Linked DNA regions of Mus musculus: regions 1, 2, 3 and 4 are each linked to region 5. The links are chromatin loops, found by intact Hi-C in ENCODE. Cell type or tissue: heart. All regions are shown on one strand.

Region 1 (5,000 bases), 410 kb before region 5:
CCAAAGGTCCCAAGACCTTGAGAAGGCGAATCATTTTCCTCTGCAGTGGGATGCAATCACTGCTGGGGCAGAATTTTAAGCTCTTTCTACTTAACACCATTGGAAGGAATATTTCTGAATGGCAGTAGCCTGCCAGACTTCCTTAGGAAAGATCACACAGACAGTATGTTGGATAGATTTTTTTCCTTAAAAAAAAAAAAAAAAAAAGGAAACTCTTGGTAAACATTCACTTCCTTCCCATTCATCTTTTTCTCTCAGAAGCAGTGTGACTTTGGAGTCATAGCTGCTGGAGGGGTTTGGCCACCCCTGAGACCCTGCAGGTATGAGGTCTGTGGTATTTAGTAGTGTCCCCTCTTCTGATAGCATGCCTTGAGTACATCCTTCCATTCATTTCCCTCCAGTTCCCATCAGAGATAGGAAAAGATATCAAAGCAGATCAATGCACCAGAGAAGGGACAAGGATTTCCCAAGCCACGTGAACAGCATGTCACAGAACCTTCTTCTCTGTTTACCATTTAGCCAGACCTTGTCTCCCCCCCCCCCCCAGCAGGAATCAGGCAGCCTTTTGAACTTATCAGGACCACCAAGCTAAATAAGATGGGCACATTTTTGTAGGGGGTGGGAAGCTGGTAGCACTGAATTCCATCTTGCCTGGGTTTGGCGTCTTATCGCTGAAGGTGAGGGTCAGCTATAATTAAATTCTGAACATTTCATAAATTGCCAGAGTTGGGAGCATTTTGGGGGTGAAAACGGAAAATATTTCGCTTTGAAATCCCAAGCTTCAGAAACTTAAAGGCCCATGGAAGCTGTGTGGCTGTAGGATGCTCCTATTATCTGGTAAGAACGACAGTGCAGAAAGGGGAGAGCCAGCAGGGAGGGAGGAGAGGAAGACCGCAGCCTCTGCAAGGCTGAGAAACGTGGTCCCTGCAAATATTGAATGAACACTGCCTTTCTCTGTAGGAGCCGCCTCTCTGCTTCCCCAATGCCGCGTCTGCAGTAACTACAAACTATTTGGTATTCTGTGTTAGTGACGCTGCCTTCTCAGATACATCGTTACTACCGAAATAACACTGGCGAGATGTTGGAGCCCAGTGTCCTTTTTAATTATTAAACTGAGGCCAGTGACTGAGTCATTCCACATCCCAGATTCTCCTTCCGTGCTTCTATTTCAAGTGCCTAGTATCTTAGCTTTTTTTTCACCAACACCTGAGTTGGTTCTTAGCCAGTTCCCCAATCTGCAAAGCCCTTGCAGAACAAATAGTATTATCCAGTCTCCAAACACACACTGATGGCATAAAAATAACCAAACCCACACAAAAACTTTGGTGTGAGATCATCAGGAAAACCAATGTAGGTCTACCTCCCCTCTGCCAGCCCCCAACTTACCAAGTGGGAGAGCGATGAAGAAGGGGAGCCAACATAAGATGAACATTCCGACTACAATGCCCAAGGTTTTGGCTGCTTTCTTTTCCCTGGAGAACTTAAAAAGTTTGACAGCTATGGAACTCCTGGGGTTGTGGCCCTTGGCCTTGGTACTGCTGAGGGTGTCCTCATGAAAGTTCTTAGAGTGGATTCTCAGGGTCAGCTCTTTGGAGTTGGACATTTCCTTCATGACTCCCGCCTCCAGATTCTTGGTGGTCCTCTTGGCCACGATGTAGACTCGGCAGTACATGACCAGGATGACCGCCAGTGGGATGTAGAAGGAGCCCAGGGAGGAAAAGAGGGCGTAGAAGGGTTCTTCTGTGACCCCACATTCTTTGTCGTCATTGGGCGCAGGTTCTTTCCATCCAAGGAGAGGCCCGATGGAGATGACCGTGGACAAGACCCACACACTGAGGAGCGCCAAGATGGCCTTCCTGCGGGTGACCAGCGTGGGGTACTGCAGAGAGTATCGCACCCCAATGTAGCGGTCAATGGAGATGGCACATAGGCTCAGGATGGAGGCCGTGCAACACAGGACATCAACCGCTGCCCAGATGTCACAGAAGATGCGCCCCAGCACCCAGTAGCCGAGCACTTCCAGGGTAGCGGAGAAGGGCAGGACTGTGAAGCTCAACAGCAGGTCAGCAATGGCCAGGTTGACAATGAAGTAGTTGGTGGGCGTCCGCAGGTGCCGGTTGCAGGCCACCGACAGGATGACCAAGATGTTGCCCACGATGGCAAAGAGGATGAAGGCGCCCAGCACCAGGCCCACAGAGATGGCCCTGGTGACGTCCAGCTGGGGCAGTGTGGAGTTGCTCGAGGTCTGGTTGGGGCCAGTGAAGTTGGCATCTTTCAACTCTCCCCAGTGGGCAGGTGCTGATGTGTTGTGGCCGGTGTCCAGATCGGGATTCATTTTAAAGTCCGCCCTCCATAGCCAGGGAGGAGATTGGGCTCGGAAGGGCTGCGACCAAAGCTCCTCAGCTGCCCTGAAACTTTGCTCCCTCCGTGGTCTTCTTTCCAGAGGCGTCCTCCTGGCGAGAAGTCATCTCCCCCGGGCAGCCTAGCCCGGCAGCACGTCGCCTGCCTGCACCCAGCGGCTCGCTCGCCTGTCAGAGGGAGGAGGAGGAGAGAGGGGACGAGGCGGCAGCTCCAAGTTTAATGGTCCACGTCAGGCGCGCCTGGCCGGGCTGGCGCGGGAGCGCGGGGAGGAGCGGGCGCCGGGCCGGGGGTGCCCGGCTGTGCCCGGCCCGCGGCGGGTCTACGGACCGCGGTGCCTTCTCCGCCCAGCGATCGCGAGGAGGGTCTGCTTTCAATGAGCCGCCTCTGGGCTGACTGCACGGCGGTGACATCAGGCGGGGAAGCCCGGGCGCCCTGACTCTGTGCGGCACTAGGGGGCAATGCGGGTCCAGCCAAGGAGCGCAGCCCCGACGCCAGCGCCAGCCTAGTCGGCTTGGAGACCTGCCGCGCCCGGCACCGCTCCCTCTGCGGGGATGGGGCGGGGAGCAGAGCAGGGGATCCGGGTGTGGGCATCCCGGTTCATACACCCCAGGGGGCCCGCTGGGATTATTTTTTCCCCCTGTTCACGCTTCAGTTAAAAGGTAGGGTGGGGATGCTTACCTCTAATGGGGGCTCCTGGAGTCAAGCCATGGGTTCAGAGAGATGTGCAACTTCTACACAACTGGCTTCTACAAAAGGAAGAAAATCCCTGCGTTAGGCAGGTGACAGAGACTTGAGTCACATCTGAGACCAGGCGTATACTTTAGTTCCCCCTTGCAACCTCTTTGGCCTTGATAAAACCTAGAAACTTCTGTTGCTCATTCATTCGTTCAGTTATTCCCTGCACACATTCCTTCAGTGGATTGTTAATGTCCACCTCCAGGCAGTGGCTCCATTCTAGGCACTGTTCTCCAACAGTTAGAAGGGTACCCAGATTCCTGACCGGCAAGTGGAAGCTTATCAAACAAGCAAAATCTGAAGCGAGACATCTAATGACAGGAGTTTAGGAGAAGATTAATTGAGGACAGAGAAATGCAACCAGGGTATGGAAGAATATGAATTGGATTTTTTTTTTTAATGACAGAGTATGATGTAGCTCAGGTTGCCCTCCAGCTCACTGTATAACACAAGAATACCTTTGAACTCTTGATTTTCCTATGGCCACCTCCTGAGTGCTGGAATTACAAGCATGTACCGCCGTGGTTGGTTTATTTGATACTGGGGATGGAATTCAGGGCTTCGTGCATTCTAGGCAAGCACATACTCTACCAAGTGAGCAGCATCTCTAGGCTGAACTTGACATTTTAAGAAGGGGCTTGGGGTTGTCACTAAAGAGATAGTTGAGGGAGGGAGGGAAGGAGGGAGGAGGGAGGGAGGGAAGGAGGGAAGGAGGGAAGGAGGGAAGGAGGGAGGAAGGGAGGGAAGGGTGAGAGGGAGCTAGTTGTATCTCTGGGAGTAGAGAGTGAGGACTGATTGCCAAATCCTGGGGAAGGGACTTGGGGGGGGGGGTCTTGCCTGTTGGCTCTTTTCTTGTATTGCCTTGTATACATGTAGGCTATTAGGCTACAAACCCTATTTCCAGAGGTGGGTAATTACAAAAAGGAAGAAGAAAAAAGTCAAACCAGGGAAGAATTTTCTTGTTTGTTTGTTTGTTTGTTTGTTTTTAGAAAGAAGGTCTTCAAAAAAAAAAAAAAAAAAAAAAAAAAGAAAGAAGGTCTTCAGGTTGGTTTTGAACTCAAGATTCTCTGTCTCCCAATACTTAGATGCTAGACCATGTGCTACGTTCATGCTGCCTTTTCTCCCGACTTGATGAGAGAACTAGTCTCATTTTGATTTCTGTTTTGAGGATGGGACCCGTGTGATAAGGGAGTTGAGCCGTTTTTTTCAAGTACATATGCCTATTGAGGAGAGGAAGGGTGAGTTGGAGTTGAATGTCATTACTGGGTTTCCTTATTCTAGTGCTGAGTACTGAGCCATAGAAGAGTCACCGTTTCTATAGGAGCAAAATAGGGGATAGAGTAAATGTTATAACTTGGGCTTTTTTTTTAAATGGCTCATTTTGGGGCTCAAGTTAGTGCTACTGGGAAGGAACCCACATTTGCTGAGCTCCTACTGTTCATCAAACATTTACTTATTTCTCTCCCCTCCTCTCCTCTCCTCTCCTCTCCTCTCCTCTCCTCTCTCCTCTCCTCTCCTCTCTTCTCTTCTCTTCTCTTCTCTTCTCTTCCCTTTTCTTGCTGTGTAGCTCACACTGGTCTTGAGCTCACTATGCAGACCAATATTGTCCCAAACCCCAAAATCCGTTGGCCCCCACCTCCCCAGTGCTTGGATTACAAGCATAAGACACCACACCCAGCTTACTTATTTTCTTTTATTTTTCTTTAACAAGTCTTTGAGAGAGAGGCATCACTGCTCTCTGTGGACACACGAGAAAACAGTAGATCAGAGAGTTAGTCATATGCTAGTGACATGAGGCAGGGGACAGGGCAGTGGCTGCTGAATTGCAAGGAGACACCTGATACCCATTTCTTCCAGTCCACAAGCCATGGCCCAGGCTTCTAATTTCTGCTTTTGATAGTCGC
Region 2 (5,000 bases), 80 kb after region 5:
GTCCAGAAGAGGGCATCAAATCTCCCTGGAGTACTGGGGTTAATGGCACCTATGAGTTGCCCAGCATGGGTGCTAGGAACCCGACTTGGGTCCTCTTCAAGAGGACATGTTTTTAACCACCAAGCCATCTCTCTAGCTTTGTCTTCCTGGCCACTACAAAGAAGAAGGCATGACTTACTTCACTCTCCCTGACAAAATGCTTTCCTTTACCTCAGTCCCAGAAATAACAGAGCCAGGCAACCGTGCTCTAAAAACACTGAAACCGTGAGTCAAAACATTTCTTTCCACTTTCAAGTTATTATAAGAAGTAGAAAACTGTGTGACACAAAGCCCTTCCCTCCAGGCTTCTGATGTGTCTCCTCTGGTCTTACTCTGTCTACATCCTGGACTCCCTCTCCACAGTATGCTCAGAAAAACTTCTTCCAATTGGCTTAGTTTCTGTCCATTGGGCAAGTTTCTGTCCATTGTCTAAGTTGCTAATACTTTAAGGTGTTCAGCAATGTGCTTTTTCATTTTAGCATTTATTCCTCCTGTGGGCCACTCCCCATTTTGGTTCAACCTGGCCGTTTATAGGCCTTCTCTGAAGGAAGACATAAGAAGAAAGAAGAAGGAAGGAAAGGAAGTTGCTGATTCACTTTGAGCTTTGAATATTTAGGCATCGATAAATAAGGATCTTTAAGGGTACAGCTTCCCGTTCTCAGAATAGAAAAGGAGCCTCAGGCTGGGGAGTAATAGGAGAAAGATGCAGATCAATAAGACATAATTGGAGGACTCAAGGACAAGGTAGCAGGACGTGCAGAGGCGGCTCAGCCTTTGACGGCATCATCATCACAGTCCTTTGATACTGTTCTACAGAGAACTGTGGATATACCAGTGTTTATTTGACTGTGCATCTCACAGTGCCTAAGCAGAGCCCCTGGTGATCTCCTCTCCACAAGAGTCAGGATCTCACCAGTGACTGCCGAAGAGATGTTGTTAAGCCCCAGTACTGTACTAGTCACCCAGAGGTCCATAACCACACTGACTACCCAGTGACTACCTGAGCAAGCACAGTATGTAGTATTGGCACACAAGTATGACCAAGTAAGGCCATCACTTAGAGAAGTTGTAGCTCAGCAAGAAAGTAGGCAAAGAAAAAAAAAATACTTGATCCCTGTGGGCAAATTGAAAATAAAAATGTGAGTTGGGTGATAGTCAACCTGGGGAGACTGGAAGCTACCTGAACCACCTCTTCAGGAAGCACAAGTCTTCTAAGAACATGGGCCCTGTCTGAAGCTCTGTCCTCTATCCTAGTCAGATGACTACCAATCGAGTCCAAGCATATTCTAGTTTAATTTCTGTGGCTGTGATTAAAGTATCCTGACCACAAGCAACTTGTGGGAGGCAGGGTTTCTTTCACTCATAATTCCAGGTTCTAGTTCATTGTTGCAAGAAAGTTAAAGTAAGGACCTGAAGCACCCTGGAGTAAAGAGATAGAAATGCCTGTGATGTAATGCACTTCCTCTACTCCTATGTAGTCAGGGCCAAAAACTAAGGAAAAAAAGTGGTACCACCCACTTTTCGCCTGGATCTTCCCACATTGATTAAAGCATCAACACACACACACAGACACACACACACACACAGACACACACACACACACACACACACACAGACACTGCCACAGGTCAATCTGATCTAGACAATGCCTCATTGAGACTCTCTTCCCAGATGATTCTAAGTTGCATCAGGTTGGCAATCAAAACTGATCATCACAAGGCCATATACAAACTCAGCAGAAAGTTCATGACCAATGACGACACTGCCACAAGCTAAGAAAGTGTGGACACATGGCATAAGTCCCCCATGATGGTTGTCTTAGGGTTTTACTGCTGTGAACAAACACCATGACCAAAGCAAGACATATAAATGACAACATTTCATTGGGGCTGGCTTACAGGTTCAGAGGTTTAGTCCATTACCACTAAGGTGGGAACATGGCAGCACCCAGGCAGGCATGGTACAGGAAGAACTGAGATTTCTACATCTTCATCTGAAGGCTGCTAGCAGAAGACAAGCTTCCAGGCAGCAAGGACAAGGGTATTAAAGCCCACACCCAGAATGACACACCTACTCCAATAAGGCCACGCCTCCAAATAGTGCCACTCCCTGGACCAAGCATATAAAAACTATCACAATGGCTTTCTCAGTCTTGTCCCCTGACATCCTTACCCCATCTTTCCTCCTGGACAAGCAGACCAGAGGTTAGTCTTTCTGTACTCTTTTATTGCGATCAATACCAGTCAGGCTGACCTAAGGGGGGTGGGGGGAAGACTTATTACAAGGATCCAGGATGTCTCTGAGGACCCAGCTGATCAGCTTGACTCTTTACCAGGCAGGTATAACAGTGATCCAAAGGGAACAAGACAGGCAGCTTTGCAGACTGGCTTCCAAAGTCTCCCCCTGTGCCAATCCTAGCTGAGAAGGAATGCAGCTGGATGCTAGCACATGTGGTAAAGAACACTCCAGGGTTTTCACTGCCAACTCAGGATGAGTCAACACCATGAGGTGACTGCCAGAAAAGCCAACGTAATCTTGTGCTCATAAAAGAGAAGTGAGGATACAGCCTGCAGCACTGAGCAACACCCACCAAGGACCACAGAATAGACAGGGACCAGGGAGGACCAGAAATCATGTCCTACCATGAGCACTGGGGTATACTCGGGTGTTCCTGTCTGGTATAGGTTTCAGAAATTGGAGAGAATATCATGGGCTATGGTTTAATGGATTGTAGTCTGGGGTCAGACTGTTTGTTTGAATTGAAACCCCAACATAGGCAGACATTAGGTCCTTGCCACGCATTAGTAATGGACTTCTATTTTACTGTCGCCATAACCTTCTGAAGCTATAACCACAGTCAGTCCATATCATACAGATGAGACAACTGAGGGATTGAGATCCTTGCCAAGGACTACACTGCCAACAGGTTGAAGAAAAGGCTTTGAATATAAGGAGAGTATACTTTTGTTTATTCCCCTACATAGTACCATGTAAACCTGAATCCTTTTTTTTTAGTGTGTCCCAATGCTGCATTAAAAATCACTCAACACAATAGGGTGGTCGCACATATGCACAACACAGCTGTTGTGACAGTATGCACAAAACCTATGCTAGCTCAAGCCAGATAAAATTCCAGCATGAAGATAGGAAATGGGAATGAAACTCAACCCCTAGCTGAGAGACTCTGGGTAATCAATACCTGCTAGGAGGCGGAGCATCAGTTTTCTTTAAGGTTATAGCCTTATAGGTCAGTCAACCCCAGTAGCCACACATCCAAGAGCATAAGAGTGATGCCATTTGGATTTGATATGTTAAAAATAAAATAAAATAAAATAAAATAAAATAAAAGACAAAGGTGGGCAAGTGGGGAAGGGGAGTGTAGATCTGGAAGGAGTAGCAGAGGGTAAATGTGATCAAAACATATTATACAAAATTCTCAAGGAAAAATCACCTGAAGATGTAAAGGCTTAACCCAGATTAAAGGTCTATGTGTTCGCAGACCTGAAATCTTGATAGGACATGCTTATCTTTGCTCTGTTCAAAATCATATGGGATGGTTTGAAGCTGAGGCTAGGGCTAGGTCTGAGGCTGGCAGACAAGATGGGAAGGAAGCTGTACTCTCCAGTTGCTGCCTAGGAAGGGAAGATGGGAAGGCCTAGCACAAGAAGAGCTGGCTCTCGTTGGATGTCACCCTTTGTGGGATCTCCTCATGAGCATGAGGGTTATGAAGCAAACAGACATCTCATATCCTATATCTTGGCTCCCTGAGGACATGTCCCCAGATTCTCAATCACTTGTGCTCAGAGGTCATGCCATGTCCCCTTTGTCACATTCTGTTGGCTGAGGCAGTTGCAAAGATGCTCTTAGGTTCACGAGTTGGGACTCTAAATCAAGTACTTACTGAAGGAGTGTCACCACCACAAAGGGGACCATGTGGGGTGGGACAAACACCAATACACTCATTTTGGGAGAGACTGTCTACAGCAAGCATTCTCAGAATTCCAAGGATGGTCTGAGTGACTTACAATATGCCTCATCCTCACCAAACTCACCCCAGAATTCTGTTCTAGAAGGCATCTCAACCCCATCCTACAGAACAGAGAAAAGAGATGAACATTCAGGCCCTTTCATCTTGTCACCTGTGACTGGAGGATCTAGGAGCCCCAGGAGTGTTTGACCATGAAGCCACCTCCATGCACCCACATACTAGATGGTGACCACAGAGGCAGCTGCATGCATGGTGATGGACTGTGGGAGTCCTGACATCTGCCCGTCAGGCTTCGCCTCAGCCTTGCAGCTCAGAAACCATCCAGCCTTGGGCAAAGCTTTATTTCTCTGTGCTTTGATATTTCTGGAGAAACCCAGGTGCTTGCCTGAAGAGATGAATCAAGACAACGCACGTAAGGTGCTTTGTGCATTGTCTGGGAGCCAGTGAGGATTCTATAAATGTCAGCTTGCTGTCTTTACGGAAGCAACACAACAAAGACGTTTTCAAAGACAAATCTGTAACCACAACCAACAGTACAAATCATACACTCTCAAGCCCAGTTACTGCTCTCTGTCCATTGATGTCGCGATACACGCCTGTGTCAGGACACGGCGACAGAACACTGCGGGGCTCTCGCTGGCTGGGACAATCACACCCCTCTTCTCTCCTCCTCAGATAAACAAGCATGTGGTGGTTCTGCCTCCAAGAGCTCTGCTGTCCTTCCCTGAAGGGGGCCTCAGGTGACTCAGCTAGAAGGACATTCAGTGACTCATCAGGCACCAAGGACTGATTAAACGCCCTCAGATCTTGGGAAGGGAATAAACACCCAAGATACCCAAAGTTCGTTACCATTTCCAGACCCCAGAGGCTCCTCAGACAGGAGACCATCGACTAAATAATCAACTGAGCTTCCTTCCATGAGAGCGGAGGTGTTAGTCATTTGGTACACACACATCCCAGTGTGTGTCAGTAT
Region 3 (5,000 bases), 74 kb before region 5:
AAATTTGGGCTGGAGAGAGCCAGTGGCTGAGATTGAGCATTCTGAGCAGGTCCGCGGAATCGAAGTCGAGGAGGCCGCTCCACTCTCCGCATGATGCATTGCACCTGTAAGCCTGCAATAGCGCACTCATTTCTCATTCACGAGGAGAATGGGGCATTTGTAGAAAGAATGGGTCTGGGGCAGGCAACTGGGGACTGACCAAAAAGCAAGCAAGCTGTCAACCTGAAAGGATATGATCACCTTCTAAAATAGAGTTCTCATTGCCTCCCACGCTCTGATTCAAAAGCTGCTGCTTAGGGGCAGAGACAGGAGTGGCTAAACCATTGGACCGAAAAGAATAATTGGTACAAAAGTCTGCATTAACCTCCATATCTATGTGGCCAGTAGAGCCAGCCTTTACTTATCCGTAGTAGGAAGAACGATTGAAAGTGCTCATGTAGAGCTTCAAAGTGCTCACATGAAGATATTAAAGAGCTCTGAAAAAAATGCGCTCAGTATGCATAGGCATGCCAGGGGTTGGGAAAGACAGACAAGCAAAGAAATGAGAGGTCCTCTCCTGCTGGGGCTGGACTTCAGGTAAAGTAGGCTTGCTTTCTAAGAAGAGGAATATGGTCATTATCAGCATAGAGTCAGCTCGAGCCTGGGTGCTTCTGAGTCATTCAGCAGGACTCGGAGATCTGGAGGTGGCTTTGCCAAGCACCTGTCCTGCCAGGTCTGCTCACACAGGTCTGCATGGGCCTTCAGAAGCTGCAGCACTGCCCACTGAGGCCAGCCCACTTGGACCACAATTATCCAGGATGGTCTGGCTCCTAGGCTGATTCTCCAGGGACTGTGGCATTAGAACGTCAAAGAAAAAAATCCCAGCAATGTGGCTCTGAGCCCACTCTGTTGACTGAGACTCTAGACAGCTATGCCTGCAGTTGGGACTGAGAAGTTTAACTTGTTTTTTTTTTCATTGCGTTGTTTTGTATTACATTTGTGGGGGGTCATTGTGTTAGTTTAAAGCCATCTACGTGGGGGTGAGAGAATGTATTAAGAACTTGGACATTATGAACTGGGAGAATGAGATCCAAAGCTGTCACTGAGGAGTGACCTTGGCTAAATTAGTTAGCTTGTTAATTCTCAATCAGCTCATGCCAGGTGACCAGTAATCCCATGTTACGTGCTGTTGAAGGGGTGGAGCATGACAGGACTTTAGGGCATTCAGTACAGTAATTGACATAGGGAACGAGATAGTGACAGGTTGGCAAGAATGCTGACATTGAGGGCCAGAGATTGGAGATTGGAGCAGACAGAACCTGGCCTGACTCCTGGTCTTTGAGCCTGAGAACTTGCCAGTAGGAGATAAGAAAGGGCAGGAAGAAGTTAACCTGAAGGCATTAAGGTCAAAGGGAGCACCCTGCTTCCAGGCTGCTACAAACCATAGCCCTTCAGTCAAATCCAGCCCGACATCTATCTGTAAATAAAACCCTACTAGCAGGGAGAGCCACACCCTTTGTTTATACTTTGTGTATGTCTACTTTTAAATGAGATTGATAACTCCGGATAATTGTGACCCAGACCATCTGGCCTACAGACTCTCAAATATTTGCCAGTTTGTTCTTTCTAGAACAAGTTGGACAATTTCTTCCCCAGGGAGCTGCAAAGGAGTCTCATTTTATCCTGAAGGGAACATCAAAAGAAGAAATAGAATAAATAGAAGACAGGGACACTGCCTATGTTGTCATGCATGGCTAACATAAACATGCACACATGGATACATGCATGCCCACACACTTACACGATACCTGTGCTGTTTTAATCTTGTGCCCAACAAAGACTTTAGTCCCCATGGCCAAACTAGTGAAAGTTGCTAGAACCCTTATGATCTTGTGGGAAACCCTCAGGTTCCTGGAAATGTCCCTTTGAAGTAGATTAAGGGATTCCAACCTGTCCCTTCTCACTTTCTTTCCTGGAGTCTGAGGTAAGTAGTTTGTTCTGCTCCAGCTTTGGTCATGAGGACCAAAGCAATGTGTTGCTCGATCTTGGCCTGGAACTCCAGCATCACAAGCCAGAATAACCCTTTTTGCTTTATAAGTCGATCATCCTAGGTGTTATGTAATGATAACACAAAGATGACTAAGACAACACCTTTCACCACAACCCCCACATACCCAGGATTTGACAAGGATTTACCTGGCCTGGGGTATGGAAGCCTCTTAGTCCCAGTCCTGGCTCTGCCACTTACCAGCCCTGCCTGTGACTGTGGGCAGATCATTTTAGTTTTTTAGGCTTTTGTGAAGTGGGGAGCTTGGATTGGTTTAGGCCATTTACAAATATCATACACACACTAAGCTCAGGCCTGCAATGCAGAGGCTGTTGATCTTAATGTGTCTGTTAGGGATGTAAGGAGGGAGAGACAAAAGGAATTGATAGGACTCCTAGATATCAATTTAACCACTTTAGCATTTTGTATCAGACTAATCCCCCGAGAGTGGCATTCTTAATATCTACACAACCTTGCATGGTGGCAAAAGGGAAGTGTTGGCTTCTATTATGAACTGAATTTTGACGCCGGTCCCCAGTTCCCATGCAGAAGCCTGTATCCATTACTTTCGCTGCTGTAAAAACCATAACCAAAAACAACTTATGAAAGAAAGAGTTTATTTAGATTTATGGTTTCAGAGTGACAAGAGTTCATCATGGTGGGTGGGAGTGGGTGAGGCATGGCAGAAAGTGGCAGACATGACAGGAGGCACGGCAGCAGGCAGGGTGGCAGGAGCAGGGAGCTGAGTGATTGTATCTAATGGCAAACACAAAGCTGAGAGAGTAAACTGAGGTTAGGGCCAAGTTCCAAACTCTCACAGCTCATCACCATGACATACTTCCTCCAGCAAGATAACATCACCCAACGATTCCATGACATCCCTCAGACAGCACCACCAAGTGGGGAGCAGGTGTTCAGATACAGGGGCCTCTGAGGGACATTTCTCATTCCCATCTCCACAAAGCCCTCACCTCTGATGCGGTGCTATTTTAACATAGACCTTTAGAAGAATGCCTAAGTTTAAATAAGGTCTTAGCTATCTCACCGTTCTCTGATGAAGCTGTACCCTCATAAGAAGAAGAAGAAGACACTGCAGAACACAGTCTCCTCCTCCTCCTCCACCACCTCTGTCATGTAAGCACGCCATGTGAATACATCCAACTCCAAACCTGGAAGAGAAGGGGCTCATCCCACGTCTGTACAGGCACGCTGATCTCACACTTTCCAGAAAGGACATGAAAGTAACTTTCTGTTGTTTAAGCCTCTCAGCCCCTACCGTTTGGTCTGGCAGACCAAGCTCACAGATAAAATCCAATTCCAGATTGGATGACTTTGTGAGAAGTGACATGGCAGTCCTTAGCTCCAATGGCTTCTCCTGCAAATGCTGACTAGGAAGGCGCAGTGACAGATGCTCAACACTGCTATGGTCATCTCTGGTAACTGTCAGTTTCATCTCAACTTGTTGTTGTTGTTGTTGTTGTTGTTGTTGTTGTTGCCTGTGGGCTGGTTGAGGCAATATCTGAGGCAGTGGTCTCAAGACCAGGAAGTCATTATTCCCCTCTCAGGCCCATGGTATTATGCAAATCTAGCAAGGCTTGAGTTCTCAGAGTTGAATAGACTTGAGGTCAGAATCTACTTCCAGCTGTGTTACTTTCTTCAAGTTACCAAAACTTTAGCAGGTGGTTGCATGATCCATACAATGGGAATAATAACAGCAATTTATCAGGTCAATATGAAGATTAAAGACAATAAAACATATTGGAGCCTCACTCATGAAGCCATACAACACGCATATATAGTGAATGGGGAAGTGACTATCCTTTACACTATAACAAAGCACCCCAAAACTTAGCATCTTAAGACATTGCTCATTCGTTATTTTACATTTTGTTTGGGGTAAGAATCTGTGTGTTGGTTTGGTTTTCTGCCTCTGGGTCTAAGGCTTCTTACAATATCATAATGGGAAAATGGACCTGGGTGGCAACTTCACCTGAAGTCTTGCCTGAGGGTGGGTCTGCTCACTCAAGAGGCTGTTGGCAGAATTGTTTGTAGCTGTAATGTGGACGGTCTCATTTTCCCATCACCTCTCTTAATGTATTACTTTGTTAGTGTTTCCATAGAGAAGCTCAAACCGTGTTAATTGGTTTCCCATAGAGCAAAAAAGGGAGCAAGATGAGGGGACAAGGGGAGGGCGGGGAGGGGGAAAGGGAGGGGAGAGAGATCTATTGTAACTCAGCCTTAAAACTGATATTCTAGCACCTTAAGCCACATTATATTAAAAAAATAAGTCTAGCACCTCGAACAGGAATTTCCATTACCAATGTCATTTCCCTGGAAGGAAGACCAGGAGATTCCTGGAGGCCACCTAACAGGCTGCTGTCAATGACAACGAATGAAAGAGAGCAAGAGCACACTGGGGAAGGAGAACACTGCACATCCTCATCATGGGTGGATTCTGTGTCTGTGCATTTCCCTACCTGCTCAACTCTATTATTAAAGGATCAATACTCACGGCGCCTTTACAGCCACTCAAAGACAAGCAGACTTGCCCAGTATGGACATCCCTACCGGAGGTGTGACAATCAGAGGACACTTAGACTTTTTTTTTTGCCCAGCACTCATGCCATGAACAGGTCTCATCAGCTCCCAGACTGTGAACATGTCCCTTCAGGAGCCTATTACTGCCACATGTTTTTCCCATTTGTGTACTTTTTGTGGGTGATGTCCCTGTTTCAAATGGCCCTTGTACACACTGGAGAGAGACTAATGGTGGAAAACGAAGAAGGCTGTGATGTGAGTCGGAGAGGCTTCATTTAGGCATGACTCAGAGAGCTGTTGCTTTTAAGTTTGACGGCAATACGTCCATAATGCATATGAATCAACTTGTAACTTGTCTTTAGATAGAAACGCTTCGGACCTAAGTTATGCGCTGTTCAGCTCATGAAAGTTTGTATCAGAGTCTCAGAGGAACGCC
Region 4 (5,000 bases), 88 kb before region 5:
TGACTCCAGCTCCAGGAATTTCAACATCCTTTTATGGCCTCCACAGTTACCCTCACACAGATGACATATGTCCTCACACAGACTCAGATGCTATTCATAAGTTAAAAACATTTCTTGGGGGCTCAAGAGATGCCACAGAAGTTAAGAGCATGTATTACTCTTGCAGAGGACCTGAGTTGGTTCTCAACATTGGCATTTAGGTGACTCCCAACCACCTATAACTGGAGTTCCAGGAAGATCTAATGCTTTTGGTCTCTGTCAATTATCCATATTTGCTGGTTCTTTGCTGGCAGGTCCAGGCGAGATGAGAGAGGTCACTTCCCTGCCAGAGTCTCTCCGGGGCTGAGCTGGATGGTGAGTGTTGAGGCCCGGAGTCTTGTTGAAGCAGGAAGTTTATGGCATCAGCCTCTCACTTATATAAGTTCAGAACATAGGGAGGGGGATTTGGAGTGGGGTGATAATATAGGTGAATGATGATATTGGGTGGGCTGAAGATGACATAGGAGGCAGGGAAGGGTGATAGGGGGGTATGGAGTGACTGACAGGGCCAATGGCAAAGCTCTACATCAACAACAGCAGGGCAGAGGCAGGTCAAACAGGTCTTGCTGAGTCACCCCAATATGGAAGTGACGGAGACAGGTCTTGAAACTGGAGCCAGGCTTGGGTTTGTCCTCAAGGCCCAAACCAGGGCCAAAATGGGGCCCAACACATATTGTTAAAAAATAATAAATCTTTTAAAAGGAAAGAACATTTATAGTACATTTATTTATCATAGCACCAAAGAAACCAATAATTGGAATGTCAGGAATGAAAGTGCTGATAGTGTTACTCATTCCTCCTGGGCTGCCTTGCTCAGCAGAGGCAGTGAACTGTAGTTGTTTATGAACATAGCATGTGCACCTTTAATCCCAGAACTTGGGAGGCAGAGGCAGGCAGATCTCTGTGAGTTCGCCGACAGCCAGGACTACACAGAGAAACCCAGTCTCAAAAAGCCAAACCAAAACAAACCTCAAAGAAATAACAACAAGAACAAATATCTATCTGTAGCCTGTGGCTTGACTGGAGTGGCGGCTTTATGGGGGTGTAATTGATTTAAAATATACATGATTCCCAAGATGTGTGTATTTTGCTGTGTATAATAAGGTGTATTTGCACCTTAGAAAGATGCCTGGTGGGGATGAGGGGATCTAAAGGCCACGCCCCCTGCTCCTGGAACTCTGCCTGCTTCCACTCAGGACTCCCTCCTGAGACTCTTTCCTGGCTCCTCCTCTGTGACTGATTCTACTTTTGCATATGGAATATTTTGTTATCCTTTGTACGTCTTTTAAAAAGTATTTCCCGGTAATTGTAACAAGCACAATTAGGCAGAAATACATAAAGAAACTCCAGTCACATAGTGGTATATGACTAAAATCCTAGCACTTGGGACCCGAGGCAAGAGGATTTCTATAAGCTCAAGACCAGTTTGGGCTAAGAGCAAGACGTTGCCTCAAAATGTGGAAGGAAGGAGGGGAGGGAGGGAAGGAGGGAGGAAGAAGGAGAGAGAGGAGCAGGGATTTGTTACCATCTGCCATTCAGTGGTATCTCCTTGAAGAGTAAGCCAAACAGCCCCTCACCATTCCCAACTCAAGAGAATATGGTGAACTTCCAGTTATCCCGCACGGCAGGACCATGGACTGTATAAGACCACTCACTACGTTTGACTAGACTACAGAGCAAGGGCCCCGTGCTACAGCATTCTGATTTCAATTCACAGGTAGAGAAGGCCTTCACCACTGTGGCAGGTTATAGGGATTGATGCCACACTTGGGGGACATCTGACACACACACATGATCTGCACCCTTTCTTTCATATTCCTCTCTCTCTCTCTCTCTCTCTCTCTCTCTCTCTCCCAACTCCTCACATTGTGTACTGGCAGGGCATATTTTTTTCTCATCATTTTATTTTTTTCCATAATGACCAATATCCTGCATCCTAGTTTTTAAAATGAAATGTCTTATATCTTCTTTTAAAAATATAAAGTAGGATTTTGCAAAATGACTCTTCCTTCAGTTTTCATGTGCCCCATTGATACTTGCTTTACAGCTACACAAGATGCTAACAGCTCCTTTCCACATGGACTCAAGAGTATGGATGTATATTTTGTTTTTGTTTTTATTTTTTTCTACCTGTGAGAGGTTTATTGGGAGTGGGGGGAGATAGTGGCAGAAAGAGAAAAGGGAAAAAGAGCTGGATGTATATTTTTGAATGGAGGTCAAGTTCTAATCCTTGCCTTGCAGTAAACAAATTTGCAGAGTTGCCTAACTTCATCTCTGAGTTCAGTGCCTTCTGGGGTAAAGTCAAACAACTAGGAAACAGAATGCCGGGAGGTGGGGAAATTATTCTGTGTCTCCTGGGAAAAAACTGGAGCTGTATTTCAGACGACAGAGTCATGTAATTTGGAACTTGTAATTGCTTGTCCCTTTCATACAAGATCTACCTGACTAGGAGTCTGCACACATGTACATGGGTGTATGCAAACAAACACACACACACACACACACACACACACACACACACACACACACACACACACACACTCCAGAACCGGCTGAATAAGGCTTGGAACAAATTCTTTCTCATATAACAGAACTGTCTTTTCCAATGTCAACTTGCAGCTTCTGAAGAGAATTAATTCTGCTTGGCAACCACGTTTTCCACCAACTCAAGGCTGTCTACCCTGGTGTCCTCTGTCACCAATCAGGAAATGAGGAGATTTAAGAATGAAGTGACCTGCCATTTGAGCGGCATATTGGCTTCTGGAATGTTCTCTTTATCTTCCTGGCAAGTTTCCTGGAAGAACATGCCCCTGGCTGCCCCCAGCACTGTTGCCATCGCACTCCTGTGGTATGTGAGGTGGGGGTGGGGAATCTATGAGCACTACAGGGTGGCCTGGAGACCTGCCCGAGCTTCATTACCAGAGAGGCCAGGCTGTTTGATCTCAACCAAATGAAGGCTCAGAAAGTGTTCATTTTGCGGTACATCCAAATTTTCTGTGTCACTGACCCTCCTTCTCCTCAAAGACCCAGAGTGGAGAAAGCTTAGCATGTAAATTCATAAACATGGCACATAAATTAATCATGATTCAGGTTCTGGGGTTTTTTTTTTAATAGTTAAAAAGGTCATTGCAAATGCCATGACACAGCCTGTCTTCCTATAATGAACAGCTGCTTTCCCAAGAACAGCTATGCTAACCAACTCAGCCTGCAATAACTTCTATCACTTATCAGCAAAGGCCTTGCACAATTATGTCATTGACTCCTCATTAACCTTCGGAGATAAATCCTATTACTATCTTTATTTTATAAACAAAGAAACTGAGGCTGAGACCTTAACTGCCCCCTCCTTGTACTATTCTTTATGGAATGTGGATTCAAAGTCTAAGTCAAAGAAATCCAATTTCTGGAGCTTTCCCTTAATCATTCCTCCTGACTCTGCGCTTCTGGCCTCAGCATCCTGAGTGTGAGATTAGAGATGCTTGTTTTATGTGTGAATGATTCCTCTCTCTGTCTCTGTCTCTGTCTCTGTCTCTTTCTCTGTTCTCTCTCTCCCTCTCCCTCTCCCCCTACCCCCCCCCCTCTCTCTCTGATGAATGTCTTTGTGTGGATATTTGTGTAAGTGAGCACTGGCAATCTGTCACAGGGTGCATGGGATTTTCCATGTTATTTGAAACATGCCTTCCTGGTTGCTTTGCTCTGAGTATTTCAAGCTAGCTGGCCCGAGAGTTTCTGGGGATTCTTCTGTGCTTACTCCCCAGCTCCACAGAGGAGTGCTGGGAATATAGACTATATTACCACACCCAGTGTTTCTGTCTTCTAGGGATCCAAACTCCTGTCCTCAGTGATTCTCTGGAAGCATCTGAGCCACTAAGTCACTGCCTCAGCCCTGATCAGTGAGTGTCAGACATAAAACAGGATCCCTTGACTTCTCATTCTTAGGGCTAAATGAGAAAACTTGCATCATCGACAAGTAACACTGGCCAACAACAGGCAAATCCTACAGAGAAGCCAAAGCTTTGTCTCTCTGTTGTGTGAGAGTAAAGTTTCTGATTCGGTGATGCCAGTTCCACTGTGGCTGAGAAAACCCCCACCATCTCCCAGTTAGAACAGTGCCCTAATTGGTTCCTGCCACTCTATCCAGCTTACATTATGAAAATGCACATTAACAGAAATACCTGTAAACATGGACATATTCTCAGCCATGCATAGGACAGATCTTGTTAGGCAGCTCTGTTCCCCTGTCTCCTTTGGCCAGGTCTGATGCTAAGTCCCACAGTTTGTAGAATAAGACATTGATCCCCTAGTATTGATTTGTTACCTAATTGTTTCCAGCCAGCAGAGAGAACTGGGGAAATGATGTCCTGAGGAATAGCCACAGCCCCACAGCCTTCTCCCTGTGTCTCTTACTAAGGCAAGGTAGTTGGAGCGACACTCTGTGTCTTCACAGAATTCAGCTGTGAAAATGCCAAAGAGGGAAGGATATATATTGTAAAGGGGACTTATTAGGGTTGATTTACACTATAAGGTTTTCATAGTCAAACAATGGCTGTCTCACACTGGAGGGAACAAATCTGGGAGTTGTCCAGACCATCACCCAGGGTATCTCAGCAATCCCAATCTGGCACTGAAGGCCTTGAGGATTCCTGGGGTGCTGGTGATCTTCAGTCTACTTTGGAAGCCTGAAGAAGCTGGTTCTAACCTGAGGAAAAGAATGAAACACCAACAAAGTAGGCGAGTTTGCCAGCAAGAGTGAAGATAAGCAGGCAAAAAGCAAACTTTTCTTTCAACTCTCCTTTTATTTGCACTGCCACCAGAAGGTAGCACCAATATTTAGAGCAGATCTTCTTTCAAATAATTTGATCAGAAAGTCCCTAACAAAAGTTCTGGTGGCTTGTATCCTGATTGATTCCAGATCTAGTCAAGTTGCCAACAAAGATTACTCATCACAGCTCCTGTGTTAG
Region 5 (5,000 bases):
CAGCACATAGTATCACTCAGTGGGTATCCATCAACTGAATGCTTGCAAAACCAATCAGAGAGCATGTCATACGCCAAAAGAGCCTTGTGGCTGTTTGGAAGTCAAAGAACACCCTCAATAATGGAGATAGCATGTCATCTGAACCTGGCCTGAGTTGTTTCATGGATACAACAGAAGCAAGAGAGGATTAGGACTTCAAGAATAAGGACTAACACACACAAAGGTTCCATGACTGGAATAACAGTGAGTAAGAATGAATGGAGATGAGAATAGAGTGGAGATCAGGCTGGGGTCATGAGGACAAGTGAGGGTAACACATGAGATTAAGAGTGCAAGAGGAACAACTGAGTCAAATTGCTGTTTTGCAAGAGGTTTATTAAGAGTTATTGACAAGAGTTGAAGAGATAATAGCTCAGCTGTTAAGAGCATTGGCTGCCATTCCAAAGAACCCCGTGTTTGATTTCCAGCACCAACACTGTAGCTATCAACCATCTGTAACTCCATTTCCAAGGGATTTAATGCCCTCTTCTGGTCTGATAAGTACGTGGTACACAGACACATATGTGGGCAAAATCTCCATACCAACCTCAAAAAAAAAATGCTTAAAGAGCATAGATAGTCAGAATGACAAATGCTCTAAAAGAATTTCAGAGTCACAAAGATAAATAGGGGTCCTTTCTTACAGGTTTCAAAGAGGTCCATGTCAGGCAATTGATAAGTAGTCCACTGTACCAGCTTGCAGTCTGCTTGTCTATGATTCCCAGTTAGGAAGGAAGAGGTAAAGGCTCATTGCTTTAGTCAATGTGTTTGCAGCATACAGTATGTGCCTGGCTGCCTGGGGGTAAACTTCATAGGAAGACTCTCTTGTAGGGAGATTATCATTTTCCTGTAGCAAAGAGAATTAGAGTCAGCAGTGAGGATGGGGATAAACAGACAGACAGACAGACAGACAGACAGACAGACAGAGGCAGTCAGACAGATATTTGTTTCAGTTAAGTGTGGCCTGCTCTAGCCTGAACCTAATACTGAGCTGTGAGCTTAGAAAAAGCTATCTGGGCCACACATTCTACTGTCTTGTTTGCCAATTCAATATGAGAAAAACAAGCATCCCTGCCTTCCAGGTGACTGTACCTCATGTAGCTCTGCTTCCACAGTAACAGTGCATGTTGCTCCACCCTTATCTGATAACACAAGAGACAAGAACGTGGGCTTTAAGATTAAGCAGATGCTAGGCACCTATTTGGGCAGTGCCACCTTCTCCCAGGAGGTATGGAAACAACTGAGCCTCCCTACACCTCAATAATTTCATTTCCAAAATGGGAATCACAATGCTACCCATCCCCACCCCAGGGAGTATGTGAAAGACCAAGTAAGGTGATGGGCACACAAAGCTTAATGGGGAGTGTTTTAGAATGGTTGTTTTGTTAGTGTTAAAGCAACATTCTCTTTGGAATATGGCTCATTTTTATCCACCTCCTACTGCTTGTGAATGAAGTTAATGTAGGGCCACCTGTTCTGTATTAGTACATCAGAACAGCAAATGGATTCAGACTCAATGTTATAGACCATGTGTCTCACCCAGGTTGGAAGGAACCTCCAAGAGTAAATGACTCAGTTTTCCTCAGTTTACCCTGTAGAGCCTGAGGACAGAGACACCAAACGCTTGCATATGGCCCCACAGCCACTGAGAAAGAAAAAAGGTTAACCTTTTCACCTCCAGACTCCTATCAATGCTCCAGATAGAGCTGACCACCTCCTGCTTACAGTTGCCAAGAACAAGGGTAAGATTAAATCAAGTTCAAATGGCAACTTTGCAAAGCCAAGTCCTGCAGAGTGTGTGAGGTTGCCCAGGCCCTGCCCTCCTTGGCAAGCCCAAGGGGCCTGCTTTGCTGTCCTCACACTCTGTCCAAACCTTCTGCAAACTTGCTCTGAGAATAGACCTGCCCTGCAGCCCTCCTGACCCAAGCAGGAGATAAGCTCTCCTTAGCCTCGTGTCAGTTTTCAGTGAGAACAAGGCCTGGGGACAAGGCCAGAACTAGCAGATACCAGACAGAATGTTTTTCTTTCCTCAGGCTCTTGTCCCCAACAGAGGCAGTGAGCTACCTTGACCTCACCCGGGCAATGGGATGTTTCTGCCAATGGCTCTGGAGACAGTCCCTTATCTGGTGATGACTTTAGGCGCTCAAAGCTTCCCAGAATTCACCCACTTTGTCCAGGATGGATGGATGACAGAAACAGGGACTGGAGGTGGGGGATGGGGGTAAGGGGAGGAGTGGTGAAAAGAGAGGGGTTGGGGGGGATGACTAGGGGAGGGTAATAGGATGCCGAGAAAGGGCTCTCAGTAGGAGCCTGTTCTCTTCCTGGAACTTACCCAGTACTTCTCCAAACCCACTGATGTAGAGACATAACTCTTCTGGCCAGAATGAGACCCTCCCTGAGCACTCACCTGCTGCCCTCAGTAAGACGCAAAACATCTGCTGAACCTACCAGCAGGACAGAATCCCTTATGCAAAAGAGGCTATATGATATGCACCCTGGTTATCTGCTTACCACTAACCTGCCCCACCTATTGTCAGCCAGGCTGTCAGCCACTGTGAATGGAGATAGTGACTAAAAAATGAATCAGATCCTCTCTCTCATCCTCCTTCATTCTTCAAATATACTGACACCACCGATTTTCCAGGTACAATCTTAGCATTCAGCAGCACAAATGTGGAAAGGGTGTACTACTTCAAACCTGCTTGTGCCAAGAATTCGATATCAATTCAATTGCTTATTAGCAACAGGTAGCTGTCACGATTCAAGTTGTTCACTATTTCACATCTGTAAAGCAGGCATTACTTTAAACAAATCTACGAGTTTATTAAGACCCTTAGGCAGTGAACTCAATCTAGCCTAAAGGAAATTCGGATTTTATTGGATCATATCCTTGAAGGCCAAAACCAGAAGTGTCTTCAGGAAATAAAATGGCAATCCCTTTTTTCCCTCCTCATCTTTCTTGCTCCAAATCTTTGCTCTCTGCCCCTCTCCATTCTCTCTATCCATTCTTTCTGATCATTGATTGGGTACAATTCCTTGTTACAGAGTGGAACAGCCTTCCAGTGAGACAGAGACCATTGTTTCTTCCCATTTACCGCAGAAGCAACTGATAGCCAGAGACATTCCAAAAGGAAAATAAATAAATCTATTGACAACCTGTCTTAGTTAGGGTTTCTATTGCTGTGATGAAACACCAGGGCCAAGAGCAACTTGGGGGGGGGGGGAACGGTTTATTTAGCTTACACTTTCAAATCACTTTCGTCATCAAAGAAAGTCAGAATTGGAACTTAAACAGGGCAGGAACCTGGAGGCAGAAGCTGATACAGAGGCCATGGAGGAGTGCTGCTCACAAGCTTGCTCCACATGGCTTGTTCAGCCTGTTGTGTTGTTGTTGTTGTTGTTGTTGTTTATAGGATCCAAGGTCACCAGAACAGGGATGCCATCACCCACAAAGGGCTACCTTGTCCCCATCAATAACTAATTAAGAAAATGCCTTACAGTTTTGCCTCCAGTCCAGTCTTATAGAAGCATTTTCTTAATTGAGATTCCCTGCTCTCAGAACACTTTAGCTTGTGTCAACTTGACATAAATTATCTAACACATAACCCTTGTGATAGTTAACCTAGACTGAATTAAGAAACACCTATACAGTACAGACCTCTAGATGTGAGGACATCTTCAGAGATGTTTAACTGAGGTGAGAAGATACTCCTCAAATGTGGGAGATACCACCGCACAGTTTGGGGTCTTAGACTGGCCAATGCATTTGACCCACAAGCCTGATAACCTGAGTTTGATCCCACTGTGGAAAGAGAAACCAAGTCTACGAGACTCTCTCTCTCTCTCTCTCTCTCTCTCTCTCTCCTTCCTGATCCACCTAGATCATGATTCTGCTGTCACCACAGCAAAGCACTATAGTGAATTGGTCCAACGCTGCTTGTATTCTAATGCTAAATACAGGTTGCCCGCAATGAGGAGATCCTCATATACTTGTGTGATGCCATGTGAACCTTCTCCCCAAATTATCCCTGATTGGTAAATAAAGACATTGACAGCCAATCGTTGGGTAGAAGAGACATAGGTGGGGCTTCAGGTTCCTGAGCTTGGGGTCTGAGGAGAGCCATGAGTGGGAAAGAGAGAGGAGTAGATGCCATGGGGTAAGAATCATAAAATCATAGCCATGGGGACTGGCCAATTTGATTTAAGAGTAGCCCAGATGAAACATAATAGGTCATAACATGGGGTTATCTATGGGAAAGTAGATTCTAAGAGCATAGAGGGTAGATATATGCCCAGTTCTTGTGCTGATTAAGGCTTATTATAAATAATAAAACTTGTATGACTTTTATCCAGGAACTGAATGATCAAAGACAGGGTAGATGCCTCAGATTGAGATTAAATAGTTTTTCAACAAAGAGCCATTTTAACTGCCCAGTCTTCCCCACCGAGAGGGACCTCATCCATCATTAAATTTGAGTAAAAATAAATTCTTCATCCTTTAAATTGGCCATGACAATAATAGGGAAAGCTAGTATATCTCCACAGCTCACAGGTGGGATGTGAACCCAAGTTCACTTGATTCCACAGTCTGCACTTTTTCTACAAGTGCATTCTGCCTGATAACAGCAAATTATAGCTTGACTAAGTGGTGCAAGGATGAACTAATCTTCCCTATTTATAGACAGAGCAAAGCTTCTCCCAAGAAGACAGAAACAAGTACCAAGATAGGAAACTGTTTTCATGGGTCCTTCATGAACACATCCTTTGCTTCCAAAATGGCGGGGATGCTAGAATCCAAGGATAGAACTTGTCACAGCTGCTACAGCTGCCAGAATGGAACCCAGAAGACAACAGATATAGCAACATGGGAGATTCTAGTGGCCAAAAAGAAGCTGCTTCGTGGTACAGAGACCCAACAACATCAAAAGGTCTGCAGTGAGACAGTGACTGACAGTATCTGC

What was found. Hi-C counts contacts between places; a loop is a spot of excess contacts. Peaks named below come from ENCODE experiments on the same cell type or tissue, not always from the same donor. Only the 100,000 strongest peaks of a DNase experiment are listed, where the experiment ranks them.
Region 1: it touches region 5 in a loop (6-fold over the local background); 3 of 42 quality-filtered maps call a loop at or near these places.
Region 2: it touches region 5 in a loop (10-fold over the local background); 6 of 42 quality-filtered maps call a loop at or near these places.
Region 3: a loop joins it to region 5, with 6 times the contacts of the local background. A loop is called at or near these places in 5 of 42 quality-filtered maps.
Region 4: a loop joins it to region 5, with 2.5 times the contacts of the local background. A loop is called at or near these places in 3 of 42 quality-filtered maps.

The regions. Positions count from the first base shown.
Region 1 is chr11:43,833,754-43,838,753 of GRCm38, forward strand. It overlaps Adra1b (adrenergic receptor, alpha 1b), which reads right to left and starts at 2,736. Exons shown (of 2, transcript NM_007416.4): 1 at 1,387-2,736. The coding sequence starts at 2,335. In heart, CTCF peaks have their summits at 2,196 and 2,815 (motif pointing right); DNase peaks (open chromatin) are centred at 2,278 and 2,848; H3K4me3 peaks cover 3,047 bases; H3K27ac peaks cover 1,063 bases; H3K27me3 peaks cover 2,061 bases.
Region 2 is chr11:44,321,008-44,326,007 of GRCm38, forward strand. No RefSeq gene overlaps it. Among named protein-coding and RNA genes, the nearest start is that of Il12b, 77 kb to the right of the region's middle. In heart, no CTCF peak of the experiment used is centred here; a DNase peak (open chromatin) is centred at 2,534.
Region 3 is chr11:44,167,079-44,172,078 of GRCm38, forward strand. No RefSeq gene overlaps it. Among named protein-coding and RNA genes, the nearest start is that of Gm12153, 210 kb to the left of the region's middle. In heart, no CTCF peak of the experiment used is centred here; no DNase peak of the experiment used is centred here.
Region 4 is chr11:44,153,414-44,158,413 of GRCm38, forward strand. No RefSeq gene overlaps it. Among named protein-coding and RNA genes, the nearest start is that of Gm12153, 200 kb to the left of the region's middle. In heart, no CTCF peak of the experiment used is centred here; a DNase peak (open chromatin) is centred at 2,848.
Region 5 is chr11:44,241,427-44,246,426 of GRCm38, forward strand. No RefSeq gene overlaps it. Among named protein-coding and RNA genes, the nearest start is that of Il12b, 160 kb to the right of the region's middle. In heart, no CTCF peak of the experiment used is centred here; a DNase peak (open chromatin) is centred at 1,955; H3K27ac peaks cover 321 bases.